Regions from separate parts of the Homo sapiens genome. Here region 2 is linked to region 1. The links are chromatin contacts, found by Hi-C or POLR2A ChIA-PET in ENCODE. All regions are on one chromosome and are shown on one strand. The core of a region is the stretch at or near the end of the contact, and the rest is flanking DNA. Distances in the headings are between cores, read along the strand shown. Region 1 holds the start of LINC00475 (long intergenic non-protein coding RNA 475). Region 2 has its middle 40 kb from the start of LINC00475.

What was found. A loop is a pair of places that touch in the nucleus more often than their neighbours do. ChIA-PET counts read pairs that join two places held with the same protein, here RNA polymerase II (POLR2A). Pooled maps may share reads with other maps.
Region 2: a loop to region 1 is called in a map with no recorded cell type, with 1.9 times the contacts of the local background. The contact joins the enhancer-like site here to the promoter of LINC00475 in region 1. A Hi-C loop is called at or near these places in 2 of 168 maps with a recorded cell type or tissue (PC-9 and posterior vena cava), 5 of 37 single-sample maps with no recorded cell type and 6 of 50 pooled maps. POLR2A ChIA-PET finds 5 or more read pairs at or near these places in 5 of 52 experiments (AG04450, K562, MCF 10A and 2 more).

What each region holds. Positions count from the first base shown.
Region 1 is chr9:92,139,860-92,144,998 of GRCh38, forward strand. LINC00475 (long intergenic non-protein coding RNA 475) reads left to right here and starts at 1,608. Exons shown (of 4, transcript NR_027341.1): 1 at 1,608-1,791. RefSeq lists enhancers at 155-734, 1,314-1,893, 1,894-2,472 and a silencer at 1,458-1,637.
Region 2 is chr9:92,178,928-92,184,476 of GRCh38, forward strand. It overlaps the pseudogene PRSS47P. Among named protein-coding and RNA genes, the nearest start is that of LINC00475, 40 kb to the left of the region's middle. Within about 2 kb of position 2,129, at least 2 of the 41 ENCODE cell types and tissues checked have a DNase peak (open chromatin) inside an H3K27ac peak, as active enhancers do.

The sequences.
Region 1 (5,139 bases), core at 358-2,857:
TTGAGTGAAGGAAGTGCAGGCTGGCCTGTGGTAGCTTTCTGCCATAGGGCAAAGGTGGCTCTATCTGTGAGTCTTTCTGGTCATGTAGGCCCATCCTCTAGCCTTCTTAGGAGGCTCATCTTCTACTTTCAGCGCCATGGCACCAACGGGAGGCCTAGGGTCAGGGTCTGCTCATTTCTTGGTCCGGCTATGCAGCCCCTCTAGCCCTGGGAGGTTATCGGAGAGTGGAGAGGTGTTGATGAGAGGATTCTGGCATGTGGAAGGACAGGGTGGAAGAAATCCTGGATGCCTCTGAGGTCCCAGGTTTCTGGTATACCCTCTGGCTGGACCATGGGGAGACAGGGCAAAAAAGGAAGGAGGGGTGCCCACAGCCTGCTCTAGCTCTGCACTGGGGCTTGGCTCAGCATGGGAGAGACCAGAGACAGCAAGAGGCTGCGTGAAGGAAGCACAGCCAGCTCACTATGGTCTAAGGAGAGAACAGGGATTGGCCTCAGTTTTAACCACCGTGCCCTTTGCTCACCAGGGCTCTGGGGCCGGCCAGGTCAGCCAGTTGGTGGGATTCCAGCCTCAGGGTGGCCGAGCTGCAGGTGCAGCACCCGGCCTCCAGGTGGCGCCAATCTGCTTACTTTGAGGTGGCCTCTTGACAAGCAGCTGAGCTGCACGCAGTCCCTCAGCCTGCCGAGGTCCTGGGAGCAGGGATCAAGGTGGTCCCCGTAAACCTGACAGTAAACCTGACAGAGGCTGCAGGAGTGCATTTCCACCCAGGGTGCACTCAGCGAGTGGAACTCCACACCCGTTTCTTTGGAGTCAAGGCGCGACCTCTCAGGGAGGAGACTGCTCCTGGTTGCCCACTGCCGGGTCATCCCAGCTTGCAGTGGAACCCTCCGCAGCCTGGCCTCTTCCAGGGTAGCCCCTCACTCCCCTCTCTCTTGTCCTAGGATAAGGCCGAGGAGGGCTGACGAGTTCCAGCTCTGGGGATGCCCTATCAGCTGTGTCACCTTGAACAAATCATTTCTCCTCTTGGGTCTCTGTTTCCTCCAGTGTGAAACGTGGTGAAGGCATGAGGGGCTATGAGAGCCCCAAGGCCTCTTTCAGAGATCTCCTCTGGGTCCCATGTGACCCCGTGGCTATCCCCAAAGGCAAGAGGGTCCCCAGCCCTGCAGCCAAGGCCCTGGGACACCCTTTCTAAACAAGTGCAGGTCTCTGACGGGCTGAGCTTTGCTCGCTTGGGTTTCTTTGCTTTTTTCCTTTTTTTATCTTTCCTGAATGAAATTCCTGCCAGCTCCGAAGGAAGGAGGGAAGGGAGCTAGCCGCAGCGTAGAAAGTTTCCTTGACTCCTCCTCCGGCTGGGTCTCCCTCCCTTGCCAAGCCCAGCCTGTGAAACTGAATAACGAAGATCACTCAACAATGCCTGCTCCTCTCTGACTGCACCGCCCCGCCGCCGACGCCCAGTAGAGCCCCCGGGGCGGTCCCCACCGACGGCGCAGCCCGCCGGGACCGGGAGAAAGCAGCTGCGGACACCGCGCCCGTGCGTCTGCGCGCCTGGCCGCCAGGTGACCCAGCAGCCCGGCCGCCGAGATGCCCAACCCGCCCAGGCTCCGGGCGCTGTGACTTCGCGCCGCTGTGTGCGCCTCCCCGAGCGCCGGCTGCGCCCCCCAGCCCGGCCCGGGGCCTACCGCCTGCCCGGCCCCCTGCCACTGCCAGGAGGACGGCATCATGCTGTCTGCCGACTGCTCTTGAGCTTGGGCTGTCCGCCATACCGGGGGACCTGGATCCCCTGACGGCTTACCTGTGAGTACTGCCCGCCTGTCTCCACCTGGTACTGCGGGCTGCTGGCTTGCACCCAGTCCTGGCCTCAGCAGGACACCTGCTTGCTTGGTGCCCTGGGGCGTGGGCATCCCGGAGAGGGTTCACCCCCTTCCAAGTTGACCGTTGCGGGACTGGGGAGGGGAGAAGAGTCTGAGACTAAATATCAGGCGAGCAGGGAGACCAGGCTTCCCTGACTTGGCTTCCCCATTGGCCTCCGTGCTTGTGGGCTGACTGCGGGAGCCCAGGTTTGGCAAGGTGGGTTCTGGACCCTAAGCGGGAGGGCGCGGGGCTGGCTCCCCCATCTCCTGTTGCTGCATTCTCTTCCAGCAGAGCAGTGCCCAGGATGGTGGCTGAGGGTAAAGCTGACAGAACTGGAGGTGGAGGTGAGGGGAGCGTGCCCCAGTGGGGTGGAAATAATGTCTGTTCTTCTGCCATGGTGAGGACAACAGGGCTGTCACACTGAGGCTGGGTGGCCTTCTTTGGGGGGGGGGTCCCAGAAGCTGGGAGGGGGGCCTTATCCACTCTTGTCTCCTCAGAAAGGGACTCTGCCAGCACCATCTCCCTTTACTGGGGCCTCCCGGCTCCCCCAGGGGCCTCCCTAAAGTCATGTCCCAAGAGGCTGTGTTGGAGACACTAATTTGTGGGCAGGCGCGGAGGCTGAAAAGCGGAGAACCATTTTTAGCGTCTGAGTTGGGGTGAGATGGCCCGTGAAGGGGACCCTATTGGGGGCAGCTGTCCTGTCCGTCTGGCTCACAGGAGCTTCCCCTCAGAGCTGGAGGGCTGGGGGCTCTCGCTGCTTACCACATGGGCAGGAGGAGGGTGAGAGAGCACATTCCAGGCCACCTACCCGCACCCCCAGCCCCGCTCTGGGGAAAGGAGACCTCCTCCAGCCCAGCTCTGCAGGCTCCATCAACTTCCTCAGAGGAGCTGGGAGCAGGTGGGAAAGCCTGGGGCCTTCTGCTGAGGGCTAGGATCCCAGAGCTCCTTCTGGCCTGAGAGAGACCCCTCATGGCTTCTAGCATGTGGGAGTTCTAGCACGTGGGAGCTTAGAGGAAGAGGACGCTGGGCGAATCTTTATAGGGGCCTAGCAAGAATTTGTGGAACTAAAAGGATGCTCAGTGTTGGCAGTGTCCTGGTGGGAGGCAGAGGGTCCCAGATGGCAACTCTTCATGGGGCTCCTCTCCAAATGTCCCTGTCCCTAGGTTGGGATGTCCTCCTCCACTCCAAAAGGCACAGGCTGTGGGCCAGGTAAGGGAGTGAGAAGAGAAAAATAATGCCCATCTTCTAGAAGGACAAATGGAATCCTTCACAGTGCAGCAGGTGACGGCGGAGGCAGTCATGGGAATAAAGCTACCAACTGCACAGAGGCTGGGTGCTCAGCATCTGGCAAAGCAGGGCAGGCTCCGGCCCCAGCCCACACCCAGGCCAGCCCTGCTTTCAGCAGTTTTCTATCCTGGGAGTATGTGACATTGGTTCATTGGAAGACAGGGTCCTGTGGCTAAAGAGTTTAGATATGACTTCTGTGGAGCCTTTCTCTGGGTGAGCTGAAGGAAGGTCCCTTGCCTGGGTTGAAGGGGCAGGGGAGATAAGGCCTTCCAGAGCTTCCTTTCCCAGTGTTAAGTCTTCCTAGACTGATTAATGATCCTTTTTCTAGAAGGACCTGGGGTAGGAGGTACACTGTCACCTTTGGAATTCAAGCATCCTACCATCCATGCTGGCAGAAGATTTTCCCACTAACTTGTCACAATTCCCTGGGAGCTGTGAAGTCTGCATTTGGGTTCAGTGGAGGTGGGGTTTTCTGAGCTGGTCTGTGTCTTCCTGGGGATTGAGAAAGCCCCCCTCTCTCTCAAGACTCAGGGGATGCTTCTGAGAATGGCGGAGAGAAGAGAGGGAGTGGGAGCTAGAAAGAGTACGATGGGTCCTGAGGCAATGTGGGGAATTTAGCAGTGGGGTCTGGAATATTGGAAGGAGGTAGCAGAGGACCGTGTTCCCTGCCCTGGGCTGGGGAGGGGTCCCATCAGGATGGTGCATGAGGGATATCTACAGTTGTCCTGAGGGTGTCTCAGAGGAGGAATTTTCTTTCTTTGCCCTCTCTGGAGAACAGCTCTACCACAAAGGCACCTGAAGGTGGGGTTGAGGGCTGGCATGGAGAAGAGCCAGGGTGGGGAAGTCTTGGGGCTCCTTTCTCTTTTCAGCGATGTTAGGAGGTGCCCACCTTGGCCCTGCCCCATGTATCCCAGCCCTTGCTGAGGACAGCACAGATTCGCATCTGATGATATAACCAGCAGTGCCTCTCTCTGGGCCACTCAAACCTTGGTTCCTTCCTAGCTCTGCCACCTACTGAGAGTCACTCACTGAACACCTCTAAGCCTCAGGTTCTTGATGTGTACATGGAGAGGAGGAAGCATGTTGCTGAGAGGATTAAATGAGATAATATGTTCAGTGAAAGTCCCCACAGTGCCTGACACCCGAGGGTGACTCTGAAATGGTGGCTAGTATTATCATGCCTCCTGTGGGTGCTCCGTGGAGGTGGAGGTAAACTACCAGGCCTCTCCACACCAGAGGGAAATTGAGCCTAGTGGGTGAGTGTAGAATTCAAGGGAATTGTTTGTGGCTGGAGGAAGAGAGCTGTGTGCTTGGGGAGGTGACTGTCAGGGCAACTCTTGATCAATACTTGGCTGGTTCTGGGGACTTGGAGCCCAACCAGTTGGTGCAAATTGGGGGTTGGGGATCGGGAGGGAAGGTGGGGACTTAGATCCTCCTGACACAGAGTTGAGAATGAAAAATGTTAAAACACTTGGATATGCAGGAAGTAGCAGGCCAGAGAGGACTCGAAGATCCTTAGAAGGAGCCATAGACGGAACCATAGGAGGCGCCCAGGAGCTATGGGCTCCAGAAGGTACCCGCAAGTCCTCTTGCACATTCCTTGACCTGGTCTCAATAAAAATGACATCACATCTCTTCCCCCACTCCACGGCTGTGAGATTTTCTCTTTCTAGCCAATACCTTTCATGAAGTAGGTGCTTCCACCTCTCCATCTTTGTTCTAGGGAAGACCAGAAAGGCATCTTTATAGTCAACTGGTATTCTTTGCCTTGATACTCATGTCCAAAAACTATTACCACTTTTGGGCTCAATGCCAGGCCTGTTTGATCAAGGTTGGGAAGACACACTTCAGATACTCACAATCCTTCATATGTCTCTCTTTTTTCAACAGTTTCCTCCTAAACTGTGGTCTCAGCGAGGCTCATTGACACTCACCGGGGTTTCGACATTCTCCCTGGCTAGGGCCTGTTCTGGAAATAGACCAAGGGGGAGATGGAGCCCCTGG
Region 2 (5,549 bases), core at 879-3,378, 40 kb after region 1:
ATGGTATTTTGAAGGAGGAGCCAAAGGACTTGTGGACTCTGGCCTTTTCTTACCAACCAGGGAAAAGGAGTGGAGACAAAAGGAAGAAGGCTAAGAACTCGGCTCTGGGGTCTCCAGCACTGAGAGGCCGGAAGGGCCCAGCCCCTCTCAGGCCCTGTACATACAGCTGTTCCTTCTAGGCTTCAAGCAGTGTGTTGTCCTGGGTGTGGAAGGCAGAGGGTGGGTCCACGTGTGATAGATTCAGATCCATAATTGTCCACTCTGAGGGTCAGCTCAGGAGCTTTGATACCTGGAGATTTCTATCTGGTGGGTCTGCAGTGGGACCCTGACTCAGAAAGAGGAGGCACAGAGCATCCGACCTTGCCACCTGGTGTCTCAGACATGATCATCGCCCAAAGCTAACTCCTCTTTCTTTGTCCTCAGGGTGATTCTGGGGGGCCTCTAGTCTGCTATCTCCTCAGAGGCAGCTGGTAGCAAAAAGTGGGAGTGGAGTGGCTGGCGACTGGCACCAGCAGCTGAGCGTGAGATGCTGCTGATGTGTCAAGGGAGCAGTGACTCTGGCAAGGCAGAGGCTGTGGACAAAGTGGCTTTGGTGGCATGAGAGGGACAAGGCTGGTTTGGGTGATTCAGTGCAGTCAGGCCTGGGAGGAGTCTTCAGGGAAGAAAGGTGGAGAAATGGGGCAGTAGCTGGAGGAGATTGTTGCCATGCCTTGACGTGGGAGGCATGAGAGGGAGGGCAGGGGACACAGGAGTAGGGGAAAGGCCCTAGCGACCCGGTGCTCAAGGATGGGTTGGCCCAGGGTGAGCCATCGGGGCAAGGGGGAGAGACTAGGCAGATCAGGGTGGGCAGATGTGGGGCCAAGAAGAGCGAGCTTCTCATTGCTTCATCTTCTCAGTTTGATGAGAAGCAAGAGAGCACACTGAGAGGGAGGGGCCTGGGCTGGGGGAGTGGAGGCCAGAGGAGAGAGAAGGGGTGACGTGGTGCGGTCACTAAAGAATACTCCCAAAGACATCCATATCCTCATCCCTGGAACCTGTGAATGTGTTATCTTACATGGCGTAGGGGACTTTGCAACTGGAGTTGAGTGGAGACTCTTGAGATGGGAGATTATTCTGGAGTATCTCAAAAGGCCCAGTGTCATCACAAAGTTTTTTATAAGGGAAGGCAGGAGGCAGAAGGGTCAGAGTCAGAGGAGGAGATATGACAACAGACACAGAGGTCACACTGATAGCTTTGAAGATGGAGAAAGAGACCATGAGCCCAGGAGTGTGGGCGGCCTCTAGAAGTTGGAAAAGGAAATTGAATCTCCTCTAGAGCCTCCAGAAAAAAACCCAGCTCTGATGACACCTTGATTTTAGACTTTTGCCCTCTAGAACTGCAAGATAATAGACATCTGTGGTCTCAGCCGCCCAGTTTGTGGGGATTTGCTCCTGCAGCCCTGGCAAATTCATGCCCGGGGTCTTCTTGGGAGTGGAAAGTGCCTTCGCTGTCTCAGATCCACCCCTCAGTGCTTCCCTACTCGGAGTGCCCACCCAGCTTGTTTGAGGGCAAGAGGAGGCCTGGTCCTCCGGGCAATGGTCCCTGACTACTCCAGGCCTCAGTGATCCATGCAGATGAACCACCTGCTTGCCAACATCACGCTTGATTCTGGGCCAGTCTGGGAGAGACGGGAAGGACTCCAAGGGTCTCCTGGCCCTGACCCTTGGGAGCTCCGAGTACGCAGAGGAAGTCCCAACATTAATGTACCCCATGCAAACTAGGCTGTGGTTTGCACTACTGTGGAGACAGAGGAAGCCACGTGTAACTGGTGGGCCTGGTGGTGAATTCCACATTGGGTGAAAGGGCAGGTCCGAGATAGGCCCAGAAGAATGAGTACAACTCAGATAGAGGAAAACAGACAAGGCCAGGAACATGGAAGCCAACACTTATTAAGCACCTGCTAAATGCCAGGCATGGTGCTACATTTCTACAGGAACCTTATGAAGTGGAGGCTGTTAGCAAGCCCACTGCACGGGTGAGAAAACTTAGCTAAGGTCACAGCACATGCAAGTGACAGAGTGAAGACTGCAACCAGCTGTGTCCTGCTCGCAGTCTGAGCGCTGAGTCACCCTGCAGCTCTCTCTCTCCTCAAAGCTGTTTTTGCGTGCTCCATGCAGGGAAGAGAAGAGAGCCACAGGGTGGAGGCGGGGACCACAGCAGATGGCTCAGCAGGAGATGAATCCAGATGGAATCTCACAGACAGGCAGTGGTGGCTGAAAGGCTCAGGAGATGTCCACCTCAGTGGTGTCCTTGGCCTGGGCAAGGAACTAGAGGAGGGGCAGGGCTGAGGGCACTGTGGAATGTCCAGCAGGTAGGCAAAGTGTGCTGGCCCTGAGGCTCCAGGGGCATGACCTTTGCAAGAGAGGCTGGTGGGGAACAAGGCTGGAAGGGAGCTGGACTAAGGACTTGTTGGCTGAGCCCCACCAGGGCTGGGCATTGGGCAGGCTCCCTGCTCCCCCTGGGGTACAGATGACTCTGTGAGGAGAAGGGGCCAGGCCACAGCCAGAAAGGAGGAACAATGAAGTATGTGGACGTGGACAGGAAACCAAGAAGCCTGGGGCTGGCTCCCGCTGGGCAGGCAGGTGGGCTGAGCTCCCTCCCACTACTCAGTTAGCTTGCCGGGCAATATTGAAAACAGTGCTGCCAATGAGCCCTTCCCACGGGCCAGGGGGACTCAGGGCTCAGACTAGGGGGAAGGAAAGACCTGGTTCTAGTTTTCAATCTATCATTTTGCTAGCATTGTGGTCTTTGCCAAACATATCCATTTCCAAGGGCTTGCCATAACACACTGCCACCACCTTGGTGGCTTAGAAGCAACAGAAATGTATTCTCTCACAGTTCTAGAGGCCACAAAACTGAAATCAGTGTGCTTCCAGGGACACACTACCTCCAAAGGCTCTAGGGGAAGACCCTCCCTTGGCTGTTCCAGCTTCTGGCGGCACAGGCATTCCTTGGCTTGTGGCGGCATCCCTCTCCTCTCCATGTCTTTCTGCACATGGCCATCTTCTCCATGTGTGTCTCTATGGCCTCTCCCCCTCTTTTAAGGACACCAGTCATTGAATTTAGGGCCCACCCTAAATCTAGGATGGGTTCATCTTGAGATTCTTAACTAATTACATCTGTAAAGATCCTACTTCCGAATAAGGTCACACTCTGAGGTTCCAAGTGGACGCCATCCTTCCAACCACCTCATGGAGGAGGCCTTGGAATCCTCACGCAGCTGATGAGGACCCAGGCTCAGGAGGTGAAGAGAACATCCCAGGTCACAGGGCAGGCACATGTGGTGGAGCAATGTCTCTCATTCCAGGGTCCCAGCACTTTCCTCTCTGCCCTACAGTGGTGTCTATGCAAAAGCTCGGCCCACAGATGTCAGCTTAAGAGGCTACCACCTGTGGGAGAGGTTGTGGAGGCAGGGTTGGCCTTGGAGTCGCAACACCTGGGCCCAGGTTGTACTGCCTCACTTAGGCTAGCCACTTTTCCTCTCTGGGCCTCAATTTCCCCACCTATAAGATGGAACATTACAGAAGGTTGAAAAGGATTTTCACACCATGTATCTTACTGTGAACTTATGTCCGGAATACATAAAGAGCTCCTAGAAGAAAAAGACAGACAACCCAACAGAAAAATGAGAGGAGAAAAAGAACTTGAAGGGAAACTTCATAAAGATATCCAATAATAATAAACATACAAAAAATTTTAAGCCAAAAACTACACACTCACCAAAATGGCCAAAATCAGAAAAGATGGAAAGGAATAAAAGTTGGTGAGAAAAGAAGCTCTCATCCTCTGCTAGAGGGAAGGCGGTTTGCTATCCTCTGCCAAAGCTGAACACACAGACACATCTTTTTATCTAGCAATTCTACTCATAGGATTCTATGCAATAAAATATATTCATCTGTGTCCCAAAGACAAATACAAACATGTACATAGCACAGCTACTTATAATACCTCCAACTTGGAACCTACTCAAATACTTATCCAATGTAGAATTCAACTCACACAATAGCGCGCTGTCGAGCAGTGAGAAGAACACACCATAACAACGTGTAATAGTATGGACAAATCTCAGAAATACACTGTTAGGACACAAGAGAGTGCTGACTGTAAATTCCACTTACAGGAATTTCAGAATCTACGGTGTTAAAAGTGAAGGTGTTTGTTACCCTTGGGCGTTAGTGATAAGAAGGAGGCACATGGGTGCTTCTCGGGTGCTGGTAACATGTTGTATCAGTGTGGGAAAGTTCACCAAACTATATACTTATTAATTATGTACTCTTGTGTATATATATTATGCTTTAATAAAAAGTTTAAAATATATTAAAAAATGCTGTTTGAAGATCCTTCCAGCAGATGTTCCTGCTGAGATGCGCTGGGGAAGGGGCTAGTCTAGGGGAGACTTCTGAGGGATGGAGCCCAGGGAGGACACTCAGAGGAGAGGAAACAGGAATTCCAAGGGACACCACAAAGAAAGCAGAGGCAACACAGAGACCCGTCCCAAGGGAAACTGAGGCCAAGAGAATATGCAAAGGAAGAGAGGAAATGACCGTACTCACTTTGCAGATGGACTTTCCTGTCGAGAAGTCCCCCCCCACACAGCATCTCCTCGTGCAAAGCTTAGGTCTCGCCTTTGCCAGTTCTTTGCCCATATAAGGTATTACAGAGTGTGTTCTCAATGAGGCCCACCTTGCCCTCCTGGAGATAGAAGGGTGGTGACAGTTGCACTGAATAGATAAGGGGGAGATCAATGACATGTCCTGTAGGTTAACTAAGAAAGTTCAGGCTACTCTGAGCCCCTACTCTGTCTGACTGCTAACCACAACCCCCCAAACATAGGTTTTCTCAGAACTGCTGAGCTTTAACTGCTGCTTCACTCTACTACCCATCCTTGATAAGCTTCTCTTCTTTTTCTCAAACCTTTGCACATAGTCATCCTATTCCCTCTACCTCTCTCATAGCAATAGATCACACCTCTCTTATTCTACAAGAGGCAAATCCCACCAACACATGACTCATTTATTGGAACTTAGCAACTATTCACTGACCAACTTACTCTTTCATGAACCATCCCATCCATTCTCCCTCCATCTATCACTAACCTTTCTTCTCCACCCATCATCCCATCCACTCACTCACCCATTCCTCCATCTACCTATCTTCCCACACCTACCCATTCATCCACTCACTTTCCAGATATTTGCCCATCCATCCATCCTTGCAGCCATCTCTCCATCGAGCCCTCCATCTCTCACCCACCTATCCTCCTCTCCACCTACTGACACATCCACCCACTGACACATCCACCCACTCCATCTGTCCACCCCTCACCAATCCTTCTATCTACACATCTATCCAAACATCCATCTACCAACTCAAATATCATCCATCAATCCATCCATCCATCCACTCATCCCTCCACTTATCCTTCCATCCATGCAGTCACCCATCATTCTAGCCATCCATTATCCATCCATTTATCCATTCATCCATCCATCCATCCATCCATCCATCC